Regions from separate parts of the Homo sapiens genome. Here regions 1 and 2 are each linked to region 3. A link is a contact called in ENCODE Hi-C or POLR2A ChIA-PET data. All regions are on one chromosome and are shown on one strand. Each heading gives the region's core, a stretch centred on a gene start or an enhancer-like site at or near the end of the contact. The rest is flanking DNA. Distances are from core to core; before and after follow the strand shown.

The links. A loop is a pair of places that touch in the nucleus more often than their neighbours do. ChIA-PET counts read pairs that join two places held with the same protein, here RNA polymerase II (POLR2A). Pooled maps may share reads with other maps.
Region 1: a pooled map shows a loop between it and region 3 (3-fold over the local background). The contact joins two enhancer-like sites. A Hi-C loop is called at or near these places in 3 of 37 single-sample maps with no recorded cell type and 3 of 50 pooled maps. POLR2A ChIA-PET finds 5 or more read pairs at or near these places in 3 of 52 experiments (OCI-LY7, Panc1 and activated naive CD4-positive, alpha-beta T cell).
Region 2: a pooled map shows a loop between it and region 3 (9-fold over the local background). The contact joins two enhancer-like sites. A Hi-C loop is called at or near these places in 2 of 37 single-sample maps with no recorded cell type and 2 of 50 pooled maps. POLR2A ChIA-PET finds 5 or more read pairs at or near these places in 1 of 52 experiments (H1).

The regions. Positions count from the first base shown.
Region 1 is chr9:112,790,210-112,794,780 of GRCh38, forward strand. All of the region lies in intron 1 of SNX30 (sorting nexin family member 30), which reads left to right. Among named protein-coding and RNA genes, the nearest start is that of SNX30, 42 kb to the left of the region's middle. Within about 2 kb of position 3,187, at least 2 of the 41 ENCODE cell types and tissues checked have a DNase peak (open chromatin) inside an H3K27ac peak, as active enhancers do.
Region 2 is chr9:112,769,829-112,774,259 of GRCh38, forward strand. The region is part of intron 1 of SNX30 (sorting nexin family member 30); the gene reads left to right. Among named protein-coding and RNA genes, the nearest start is that of SNX30, 21 kb to the left of the region's middle. Within about 2 kb of position 2,268, at least 2 of the 41 ENCODE cell types and tissues checked have a DNase peak (open chromatin) inside an H3K27ac peak, as active enhancers do.
Region 3 is chr9:112,138,882-112,143,129 of GRCh38, forward strand. SUSD1 (sushi domain containing 1) reads right to left here. Exons shown (of 17, transcript NM_022486.5): 5 at 3,439-3,618. Among named protein-coding and RNA genes, the nearest start is that of SUSD1, 34 kb to the right of the region's middle. Within about 2 kb of position 1,775, at least 2 of the 41 ENCODE cell types and tissues checked have a DNase peak (open chromatin) inside an H3K27ac peak, as active enhancers do.

The sequences.
Region 1 (4,571 bases), core at 1,937-4,436, 650 kb after region 3:
AACAAAAGATAAATCTCTATGTCTTAATATTCCCTACTTTTTATATCACTGTGTCCTATTTAGACTGTTAAAAATTATACAGACATTTTAATGATTATATGTACTAGTCAGCTTTGCTGTGGTAATAACTCCAAAAATGCTAAGGTGTGCAACAAACATGTATTTCTAGGTCATGCCGTGTGTCAGTGGCTGTGAGTCAGCTTCTCTGGCCCTCTCCTGCAAGTCTTCCCATTCCAAAGGAGCAGCCCCTGTTTGGGACACACTACTTTCAAAGTCGAGGAGCAAGGGAGCTGGTGGAAGCATGCGTTGGCTCTTAAAGGATCTGCTCTGATCCGATGTACATTCATGTACCATGTACCAGTGGCTGGAGCAAGTCACGTGTCCAAGGCCAAAGTCAGTGTGGTGGGGATGTGTCTTCCTGTGGGAAGTCACTTGGCAATAAGAAGAATATATGATCCTTTTAAAGGATGGGAAGTTCATAATTATGAACACTAATGCAATCTACCATATAGTCTTTGTCCTCCACTTCTTTCCCAGAACATTTAGTAAATATAGCAGTTCATGTTTACCATTTAAAAATGCTTTAAACACATTTGCTCCCTATTATGTATATTACAAATTTTAGATAATTTGGGAGGAGCCTGACCTATTGCCATGAACTCATGTGGCAGATCACTGTATGAGTTCAAGTATTCTTCTCTATATTATTGCGGTAACTAGACTTTCCAGAATGGTTTTGAATTATGGCAAATACTTTATATCTGAATGTAGTGGACATGGCTTTGTGATTTAAAAGGTCTTCATTTTTAAAATATGTCCACTACATTTTTTATTGTTTTATTGTTATTGGAGATAATTTACAGAGCATGAAATTCACCATTTTAAGGTATATAATTGAGTGTATATTCACAGGGTTGTGCAACCATCATCGCTATCTAATTTTAGAATATTTTGTCACCCCAAAAAGAAATTTGGTCTTTATTAAGCTGGCTCTCCCTGTTCCCCCTACCTGTAGCCCCTGGCAACCAAGTCTGCTTTCTGTCTCTCAGGATTTGCCTGTTCTGACATTTCATATAAATGGAATTATATAGCATGTGGCTTTTCTCATCTAGCTTCGTTCACTTAGAATAATGTCTTCAAGATTAATTGCTGATGTTTTCTGATAAATACTTTTAAACATATTTAGGAACTTTTTTTTTTTTTTTTTTTTTTTTTTTTTGAGACGGAGCCTTGCTCTGTCGCCAGGCTGGAGTGCAGTGGCGCAATTGCGCTGCTCACTGCAACCTCCGCCTCCTGGGTTCAAGCGATTCTCCTGCCTCAGTCTCCCAAGTAGCTGAGACTACAGGTGTGTGCCACCACGCCCAGCTAATTTTTGTATTTTTAGTAGAGATGGGGTTTCACCATGTTGGCCAGGCTGGTTTCAATCTTTGACCTCGTGATCCACCCGCCTTGGCCTCTCAAAGTACTGGGATTACAGGCATGAGCCACTGCACCTGGCCGGGAACTTTCTTTTTACTTCTTAATTTTACTTAGAGATTTAAATGGAATGGCTGATATGAGTGATGCCAGTAAATATTTTGGTAGTTTTGGACATGAGTATCTTCAACAGTGGTTGAAGTAATGTATATTAATGTAATATAGTGTAATGAAGTAATGTTATTAATGTAATAAATTGTATTGATAAATTTCCTAATGTTAAATCATTCTTGCTTCCCTGGAATACATTTGACTTGATCCTGGTATATATTTTTTTTCCAAAAATTCTTTTAGTGTACTGTTAGTTGTTACTTTATTAATGATGTTTATGCTTGTTCTCAGTTTTCTTTTTTGTCCTAATATTTTGATACCGGATATAGATAGTCATCATGAAATGATTTGAAAGGTTTCTGCATTTTAAAATTATGTCTTAGAATATTTGAATAAAGTAGGACTTACTCTTTGAAGGTTCATGAGTGCTCACTGTGAAACACTTGGGACCCAGCTTACCTCTTCGTGGATGTTCTCTGACAACAGTTTTGTGGTTATTTATCTGTTTAGGTTTTTTCTCTCTATTTAATTTCACCTTGATCACATAATTTTTCCTAGAAAGCCAGCTAGCTCATATAGATGTCCAAATTTGTTGGCATAGTTATTCACAGCACAACCTTTTAATTTACAATCATACATAGACACAAGTTCTAAATAGTTATTGCCTGTTCCCTTTTTCCATTTTCCTCTTTTTTTATTTTTTATTGAGACAGCATCTCTCTCCGTCGCCCAGCCTGGAGTACAATGGTGCGATCTCTGCTCACTGCAACCTCTGCCTCCTAGGTTCAAGCAATTCTCATGCCTCAGCCTCCTGAGTAGCTGTGACTACAGGCTTGAGCCACCACGCCTGGCTAACTTTTTGTATTTTTACTAGAGACAGGGTTTCCCCATGCTGCTCAGGCTGGTCTTGAGCTCCTGGGCTCAAGCAATCCACCTGCCTCGGTCTCCCAAAGTGCTGGGATTATAGGTTTGAGGCCACTACACCTGGGCCATTTTCCTTTTTCTATATTGTTCAGATTTCCTAAGTTTTAGTTTATCTGATTCATCTTTCAGAAGAATTAAATTTTGCTTTTGTTTATAACTTTTGTTCTTTTCTGTTTTAATTTATGCTTTCATTTTTAGATTCTCTTTCCACTTTCTTTAGGCTTTTTTTTTTCTTTTTCTTTTAATGGGAACACAGAGTAAGTCTGGCCTAAAGGGTTCTGTTTTATGGGCTTCATCTTTTTCAAATGCATGTTTATCTGTTATTGAGGACTCTTGCTTTTTTTGTGTTTTGGTTTTCTTAGGTCTGAGTGATGAGCTAATGCCATTTTGAGTTGTTTTTATGGTTTACTTGCCTCTGATGAGATAATAATTCAGACCTGCTATTTGCCCCCATCAGAACAAGTGGATTATATTGGATCCTCTGTGTTTCTACTTGATGTTGTTAGCATTGTCTTAGATCCATAGATTACTAGTTATCTGTCAGATGGGAAAGAAGCCTGGCTTTCTCTGTGTTTTAGCTGCTCCCCCCATCTCAGTAGAGCTCAGTCCCCCCAGCATTTGCAGTCTGGCCTGCTTTGGGCTTGTTGGACACACCCCAGGGCAGCCAACCCAGATGCCTTCATGTTCCTATGAGCTGCTGCTTCCATCTCTACCCATCATGCGGGGGGAGAAGGCCATGTGGGCGGGGTGCCCTCTGCTGGTGGCCCACACTTGGTGTATTTGCCTGTGCTTGGCATCCCCTTGGTCACAGTCACAGCAGCCAACTCCTTGGTGGTCCTGGATTGCCCCACTGCCAAACCTTCCATGTCCTCTACTCCCCACTGACAATCACACTTTCAAATTAGCGTGCGTGTAAAGGGGGTTCAAGGACATTTTCTACTTATTAAGTAACCTCAATAACCTGAAGTAACTTCGGTGACATGGGTTAGATTCCTCTGGGTTCTTTTTTCAGTTGTGGCCCAGGTAGAACCAGTAGACAGCCTTTGAGACCTTTGGCATTTGGATGGCACCCTTTCCTCATTTCCAGTATTGATATGACTCCAGTCACTGTTTTTCTTGTTCTTTTTACCTCCACTGTTTTTTGTTTTTTTTTTTTTCTTTCATTCTCTAGGTTAAATTAGTATCTGGAGGGTGGAAAAAGGGAGAACGCAGAGGCTTGTGTTCAACTCACTGAGTTTATCTAGAGGTCTAGCTTTCTAATTTTTTAAACAAGTGTGTCACATTACACATACAAACATGACCGCTTCCTGGTTATTGAGCCTTTGGGATTTTTCTAGGTTTCACTCTGTGTTCTTTGTATCATGAACATCTTTGAACAGAACATTTTTGAGATTATCCCTTTGAGTTTATTCTCCAAAGTGGGCTTAGCTTTAGTTTTACAACAAAATCAACAATCAAGAATATTCAGTTTGTATAGAACACATTCATTCATTTTTTTTCTTTTTTTTTGAGATGGAGTCTTGCTCTTGTCGCATAGGTTGGAGTGCAGTGGCGTGATCTCAGGTCACTGCACCCGCCGCCTCCCAAGTTCAAGCAGTTCTCCTGCCTCAGCCTCCTGAGTAGCGGGGATTACAGACGTGTGCCAACACCCCTGGCTAATTTTTGTATTTTTAGTAGAGATGGGGTTTTACCATGTTGGTCAGGTTGGTCTTGAACTCCTGACCTCGTGATCCACCCGCCTCGACCTCCCAAAGTGCTGGGATTACAGGTGTGAGCCACTGCGCGTGGCCAACACATTCTTTAAGCATCTGCTGTGTACCTGGCACGAGGGGGGTAAATTAAGAAAAGTAATATGCAGTCTGTGTATTCAGAGAGCCATCATTTTACCCTTAACGTAAAGATGCCTTGAGAGGCTTTGTCAGGCTCCTCTGAGACTAGATCATTCACTTGCCCATATTCCTCCAATAGAATCAAAAAGAGAAATTAGATTGTTTTAGCATAACTTATTTTTATTAAAACTATATTGGCTCCTAGTCTATACCACTCTCTTCATAAATCATATGTTTAATGTAATATAAAATTTTGCCAGTGATTTATGTTAATTTAATATTCTGTCTTGT
Region 2 (4,431 bases), core at 1,018-3,517, 630 kb after region 3:
ATCTCCAACAGGCATGTCAAGCTAGTTATCTAGCTCACTCTTAATTCCAAGGATAAGCCTTGGAATTAGCCTCGGCTCTTCCCTTTTTCATCCCATACCTAAGCCATCAGCAAGTGCTTCTGAAATACCATGTCCAGAATCTCATCACTTCTCACTCTCTCCACTGCTGCTACCCTGACTGCTGTCATCCCCTCTTGCCTGCATTACTGTACCAGCCGCCTGACTCGTCTTCCTGCTTCCACCTTCCCACCTTCAGTCATATATCCAGGCAGCAACCGGAGGGATTATTTAAAACATAAGAAACATCAGTCGCATCATGTCTCTTGCTTTTTAAATTTAATTAATTAATTAATTAATTTTTGAGATGGAGTCTCACTCTGTTGGCCAGGCTGGAGTGTTGTGGTGCGGTTTCGACTCACTGCAACCTCTGTTTCCTGGGTGCAAGCAATTCTCCTGCCTCAGCCTCCCGAGTAGCTGGGATTACAGGCACCTGCCACCACACCCGACTAATTTTTTGTATTTTTAGTAGAGATGGGGTTTCACCATGTTGGCCAGGCTGGTCTCGAACTCCCGACCTTGTGATCTGCCCACCTCGTCCCCCCAAAGTGCTGGGATTACAGGTATGAGCCACCGCGCCTGGCCTCTTTTTTGCTTTTGCTTGAAACCATCCAGAGACTTCTCAGTTCTCACACATTCCCCTCAAATCCTCCATGGGCTCCAAGTACATGGGTAATCTGGCTCTGCTGCTTCTCTGGCCTCCGTCCACTTCTCTCTCCCCCTGCCCACTCCCTTGCCTCACGCCTTTTGGCCCAGACAGCCTGCAGGCTTGTTCATCTATTTCATTCAGGCCTCCCCCAACCTCCCTGTATAAACTAGTAGCAGCCCCTGGCCGGGCGCGGTGGCTCACGCCTGTAATCCCAGCACTTTGGGAGGCCGAGGCAGGCGGATCACGAGGTCAAGAGATAGAGACCATCCTGGCCAACATGGTGAAACCCCATCTCTACTAAAAATACAAAAATTAGCTGGGCGTGGTGGCGCGTGCCTGTAGTCCCAGCTACTCAGGAGGCTGAGGCAGGAGAATCTCTTGAACCCAGGAGGCAGAAGTTGCAGTGAGCCGAGATCGGGCCACTGCACTCCAGCCTGGTGACAGAGTGAGACTCTGTGTCAAAAACAAACAAATAAACAAACAAACAAAAAACAAACTAGTAGCAGACCCCTCCCTGCCCAGTTATTCTCCCCCTTTACCTGGCTTTAATCTTGCTTCGCAGAACTTAAACCACCAGACATACTTGGTTTACTTTCTCCAGTACTGTGCTGTAAACTTCTTGAAGGCAAGGGGCCTGATCTGGTTTGCTTATTGCTAAATTTCCATGCATGAACCAAACCTGGTATGGGTGGAGTATACAGATATTTGGTGACTCAATAAATGGACCCGTGCTAAATGCTGTGTGTATAAGGATACCTGTTGCAGTATTATTTTTAATAGCAAAAGATAAAAGCTTATATGGCTATTAGTAGGGTGCTGGTTTTGTAAACTATGGTAGTTTTTGAAATGTGGTATTAAAAGGAATAAGGCAGCCCTGTATATACTTATATGCAACAATGGAAAAAAACGTTAAGTTGAAAAAATGTATAAATCGTGTATAGTCTGTCTTGCGTGTGTGTGAAAGAATTTATGTCAGTATGTCTGCCAGCCTTGGAAGGATGCAGCATTGCTGTGTCAGAAGGGTCCTTCTCCCAGCCTTCAAGAGTATAGTCTCCCCGGGTGGCTATTTGACCAAATTAGGGAGAAAGAATCTTCCCTCTCTCTTTCTAATTTGGTTAATAATGGTTGATACCAAACAAACTCTGATCATGCTTCAAAAAAAGGGGCCAGTGAGGGCTCTCACTCATAGTCCTGTTGAGCAGTTATGACTGTTTTTGAGAAGGGATAACAGCCACATTTTCATAACTGCTCAAAACCCCAAAGAGATAAGGCTAAACTGTGACAAAGGGAAAAAAGAGACAGTGCTTTTCTGGTAGTTTTTCAAATCTGTTCAGGTCAAATATGGGTGAATGTTGGCTTGTGGTGAGTTTTACCCTTTCCCTCTGTGGTCAATTTTGTGAACTTTTTGTTCTGGCTTGAGACATTCTTTTTTTTCCTGGTTCAAGTCATGGAGCAGGGGCAAACCTTCGGTTGTTTCACAGTTGTCCAGACTTTATTGGACCCCATTTCATGCCCTTGCCCTCATCCTTCCTGGCAGAGGACTTTCCTTGCCTAGAACATTGCCAGTCTCCGTGAAAGAGGAAGAGGTGTTTTCAGCCCGGTGACGTTAGCTCTGTTCTGGTTTCCTTTAGAACAATCCTTATTCTAGTGAGGGGTTACTCTAGCTTCATTTCAGTTTCTCCCCAGAGAGAGGAACGACCAACTTGTCAACAAGTGGAAATGGAAGAAGTGTTTCTGGGAGGTGGCTCTGTTGGGGATTAGACTGACACCTCTTTGTAAGAGGATGCAGTTGAGTTGCCTTCACTCTTCTGCTGTAACCAGATCCTCCTCTCCAGGTGTGCTGGGAGACCTGGCACATTATTTTAGGTATTCTTGAAGCTTTTTGAGTAACCTAGAAAGTATCTCATATAGTATGATAGGCTAGACATTGTTTAGATTTGTGGATTGACAGGTGTGGGGCTGTGGTACTCGTGTGTGCGTGTGGAGATATCTAGGCGTGTCTCCCCTGCCATGGTTTGAGCAAAATGGTCACATCTTCACTTCCAGTCTGACTCTGAAGAACAAGGTAGCCACTGTATTTTGCTTTTCTCAAATCATTCAAATTCTCTTAGATTTTGCTGTACCCAGTACTGAGTGTGAGTAGAAAGGGTAATGTTTATTAAAGATACATTGCAGTATCCCAAGATCGTAAGTTATGAAAGCAATGTTTGCATTTCACATAAACCAGTTTTGTTACTACATAAACGAATATGTCTTCAAGTGTTGATCCTGGCGTGTTTGCTCCTTGATTTAAAACAAAAACACATTTCCCATTTTAAATTCTCCTTGTGTTTAAATTATGAAAAGGCTACTTGAAAAGTCTTGCTATTGATTTATTCGTGAATCAAGGAACTTCCCAGCTATCTGTAGATTTGTGGTGTTGCAGTAAATGGGTCAAGAGAATCTGTTAATCTGTTAATTGTGAGAAACAATGTTGCCAGAAGCTAAATGAATAAAGCATACTTACCACCTCTTGTTCCAAAGCAAGGAAGCACACTGTGTAAAGAAGTTGAGAATTGTTAGAGAGGTTGGTTAGAGCAATGTAGGTGTGAGGCCGTTGCAGCTGCGTAGAGAGAATAGAGCCTTTAGAGTTGGCCAAGGGAGTTCTAATATAATCACTTACTGGCTGGCAATCACTTACCTCCTCTGAACCCTGTTGTCCCATCCATAAAATGGGGTTAATAATAGTACCTGTCTCATAAGGTTGTTTTGATAGCTTAATAAGGTTATGTACAATAGGGTCCAAAATCTCTTCTCATAACTGATAGTCATAACTCATATGAACAACATACTTTATATGGCTACAAAGAAGATTATTTGCTTTTTTTTTTTAAGAGATAGGATCTCGCTTTGTCATTCAAGCTGGAGTGCAGTGGCGTGATTGTGGCTCACTGCAGCTTTGAACTCCTGGGCTCAAGCAATCTTCCCAAGTAGCTAAGACTTACATATATTTTGATAGATACTGATAGTAGGAATAGGTGCATCTTGAGGTGTGTGGTGTACCTTAAATATTCAGAAAGTAAAAGATGAAAGAAAAGGAAGAATGCTTTCTAGAATAGTAAGATTATATAGTGAGACTATGATAAAACTCAAGGCATATGGGGAAGGGGAAACAACCAGTTCTGCAGAAAGAGTACATAAATTGTGGAGAAGAAAATCCTGAGTGAGCTAGGATTCATTTACTATAAATTATGACTTCAAGGCCAAATTACAGATAGCCTTAACAAATAAGCAGCTCACAATAAATATTCACAATTATGTTATATTTATATTACCATGGATCTGATTATAGTAGAAATGTTCACGTCTTCTCCTTAATTTGATTTTCATTTTGTTTCAATAAGTAAATTACTCTTGGCTCATTCAACATGATGATGCTGAAAAGAAAAGAGGAATCTTTCTATGTGACCTGTTTGTCTTCAGAAGAAAGGTTTATTTCACTGGCCAGAAAACAGAATTCTCTCCCAGAGGAAATGGATGAGAGAAACTGGACTTAGGAAGTTCATATTCCATTCATTTATTCATCAAATATTTATCAAGTGTCGGGCACTGTGCTAGGTGCTGCTAGCCAAATCCCCACTGGAGAGTCTGTTGCATTTCAGGGCTTTTCAGGTTTCTGTTTCTCTTCTTCTACCCCAAGATTAAAAAGAGCAGTCTAAAACAGTGGAGAAAAACCTGAAACCAAA
Region 3 (4,248 bases), core at 525-3,024:
CTACAATAAATAGTTATAAACAAATATAACCACAGCAAATTAGAAGGCTTTACACTTCTTTGCATGCACAAATAAATTGGAAAATCTGGATGAAGTAAATGATTTTCTAGAAATACATAATTTACCAAAATTGATCTTAAGAGGGAAAGAAAAAGAATGGACATGATTAGATATACCAGCAAGTATAGGAAGAATTTAAAAGTAGTCCAAATAGTCCAAGGGCTACCTCTCCAATAGTGCCACATCCAGATGGTTTTATAGGTGAAATCTCCCAAATCTTTAAAAATTCTATTTGTAGTATTCCAGAAATAGAGAAAGAAGGAAATTTTTACATTCTTTTTTTTAAAATTCAGAATAACATTAATACCGAACTGAACAAAGATGGCACAGGAAAAGAAAATAGAGCAATTTCACTTATGAATATCAATGCAAGATTTATAAGTAAAATTTAGCAAATATAATCCAAATGAAAGGAATAAAACACCAAAAACCCAGATTAATTCATTCCAGCAATTAGTACTGATCATTATCAGGAAATCTAACAATATAACCCACACATTATTATTATTATTTTTTCTTTATGAGATAGGATCTTGCTCTGTCACCCAGGCTGGAGGGCAGGGTGTGATCATGGCTCACTGCAGCCTCAACCTCACAGGCTCAAGTGGTCCTCCCACCTCAGCCTCCCAAGTAGCTGGGACTATAGGCATGCACCACCACTCCCAGGCTGGTCTTGAACTCCTGGGCTCAAGCTATCTGCCTGCCTGGGCCTCCCAGAGTGCTGGAATTACAGACATGAGCCACTGCATCTGGCCACATCGTTATTTAAAAGAAGAAAAAAAATATATAATCACCTGCCTAAAAGACATGATAAAAATAACTTATTTCCAATTAAAAAAAAAAGAAATTCCTAAACAGTGGGAATAGATTGATGTTTCCTTTAGATTATGGACATATAGCCAAAAACTAGAAAAATGGTAATTAAAAAAATTTTTTTTCACTTTTCAGATGGAAACAGGCACATAAAATGATAATATTTGTAGACAGAGAAACAGAAAACCAGGTCAAGTGTGGTGGCTCATGCCTGGAATCCCAGCACTGTGGGAGGCAGAGACAGGCAGATCACTTGAACCCAGGAGTTCAAGACCAGCCTGGGCAACATGGCGAAACCCCATCTCTATAAAAAATACAAAAATTGGGGCCGGGCGCGGTGGCTCACGCCTGTAATCCCAGCACTTTGGGAGGCCGAGGCGGGTGGATCATGAGGTCAGGAGATCGAGACCATCCTGGCTAACAAGGTGAAACCCCGTCTCTACCAAAAATACAAAAAATTAGCCGGGCGCGGTGGCGGGCGCCTGTAGTCCCAGCTACTGGGGAGGCTGAGGCAGGAGAATGGCGTGAACCCGGGAAGCGGAGCTTGCCGTGAGCCGAGATTGCGCCACTGCAGTCCGCAGTCCGGCCTGGGCGACAGAGCGAGACTCCGTCTCCAAAAAAAAAAAAAATACAAAAATTGTCCAGGCATGGTAGTTCGTGCCTGTAGTCCAGTTACTCAGGAGGCTGAGGTGGGAGGATGGCTTGAGCCCAGGAGCACCAGTGCACTCGAGTCTGGGTGGCAGAGCAAGACTCTGTCTCAAAAAAAAAAAGAAAAAAGAAAAGAAAAGAAAGGAAAAAGGAAAAGGAAAAAGAAACAGAAAGCCAAAATTTTTAAAAAACTAACCAAAAGCCAGTGTCACCATAAAAGCAGAAGCAGCAAAACAAAGTGGCTGAAAATAATTCTGAAACTAGAATTCCTGGGTTCAAGTTCAGCTCTGTCTCTAGTTGTGTGACCTTAAACAAATTACAGTCATGCATCATTTAACAATCTGCATACATTTTGAGAAATGCATCATTAGGCAATTCCTTCATTGTGTGAAGTCACAGAGTGTACTTACACAAACCTAGATAGTAGAGCCTGCTACTCACTTAGGCTGTATGGTATACCTATTGCTCCTAGGCTACAAATTCACACAGCATGTTACTATACTGATTACTGTAGGCAACTATAACACAATAAGAAGTACTTATATATCTAAATATAGAAATGATACAGTAAAAATACAGAATAAAAGATAAAAAAATGATACACCTGTAATAGGGCACTTACCATGAATGGAGCTTGCAGGACTGGAAGTTGGTCTGGGTGAGTCAGTGAGTGAATAGTGAGTGAATGTGAAGGCCTAGGACATTACTGTACACTTTTATGTATAGTAATGTACATACAGTAATATACATACAGTAATGTACTTGCTGGCAGAGCAGTAAGTTTGTTTACACCAGCAATGCCACAAACACGTGAGTGTGATGCACTACAACATTATGATGGCTACGATGTCACTAGGCAATAGGAATTTTTCAGTCTCATTATGATCTTATGGGACCACTACAATGTGGTCCATCATCATATATAAAGTGCTTAAAATAATACTTGGCACACAGTGCCATATGAGTAGACATGATTAGATATGCCAAATATCAGCCAGGCGCAGTGGCTCACACCTGTAATCCCAGCACTGTGGGAGGCCAACACGGGCAGATAACTTAAGGTCAGGAGTTCAAGACTAGCCTGGCCAACACGGTGAAACCCCATCTTTACTAAAAACACAAAAATTAGCCGGGTGTAGTGGTGGGTGCCTGTAATCCCAGCTACTCGAGTGGATGAGTCATGAGAATCGCTTGAACCCAGGAGGCAGAGGTTGCAGTGAGCCAAGGTTGTGCCACTACACTGCAGACTGGGTGACAAAGCGAGATTCTGTCTCAAAAACTATATATATATATAAAAAATATATAATATATTACATGTAATGTATTATATATAATATATATTACATGTAATATATAATATATAATACATTACATGTAATATATTACATATATTGTATATATTGTATATTATATATAATATATGTTATTCCCACATGACGTTTTTATATATATATGTATATATATACATATATGTGTGTGTATATATATGTATATATATATGTTCATTCCCACATGACTTCTGGGAATATATATATATATATACACCTAACATCAAAAAACTAACATCAGGAATGAAGAAACACCCAAACCATTTCCCTAATAGTCAGGAATAAAAAAATAATATTCAAAGGCAACACTACCATTTAAGTCTTTGTTCTAAAAATACAAAGTGATCAATCAAGAGAAAAACATAACTATTATAAAGAAAGAAAAATTTATGAATGGAATTATGATTTGCAGATGATATGATACTATTCCTGAAAAATCAAGAAAATCACCTGAAAATCTATGAGAAACAAATAGGAATTTTAAAGGTTTACTTAACTCATTTATTCCCTGAAACTGAAATTTAGAGAAAAATATGAAAACAGTTTCAAGGTGGTATGAATTGGGAACCTGTATTTTTTGAAAACTCACCTTGGCAATGTAATTTTGGGGACTCCCATGTGCCCAGGCCTGTGCAGCTTGAAACTGTATCTTCTGGAACACTGAAGAATCCTTCTCTGCAAGCATAACGAACCTGGCTGCCCAGACTAGACGTATAATTTCCTATGATATAGCCATCTGGAACCTCAGGAGGGGTACCACAGTCTATTTCTGAAAATAAATTAATGTCAAATTCATTACCTCGTGAATGTAAATCTTCAAAATTCACAATCTCTCTCCACCTCTACCCTATTCCTCACACACACACACCCCCGAGCCATATTTTAAGTACACTGGTTCATTCCCACATGACTTCTGGGAACATTTCCAACAATTGTCTTTATTCAATCTTTTGGCCTTCCATAGGTAAAGCATCTATACATGCACAAAGCTGAAATAACTTAGCAATCAACCCTCACTAATTTACACTAACTAAAGAGAAGCCTTGTCCAGTGAAATAAAAAATCTGAATTGCAAAATACCTTAAGATATATGTACCTTGATTATTTTCAGGGTCACTTTTGAGATGCAGGGACCTTACCAAATCATTGGCATTTACTATCTAACATAGTAGTTAATATCGGAATATCTATTAACTGCTAATAAAAATCCTTTAAGTTTATGAATTTTAGCTTTTTTTTTTTTTTTTTTTTTTTTTTTTTTTTTTTTTTTTAAGACAGAGATCTCACTCTGTTGTCCAGGCTGGAGTGCAATGGCATGATCTCGGCTCATTGCAACCTCTGTCTCCTGGGTTCAAGAAATTCTCATGCCTCAGCCTCCTGAGTAGCTGGGATTACAGGT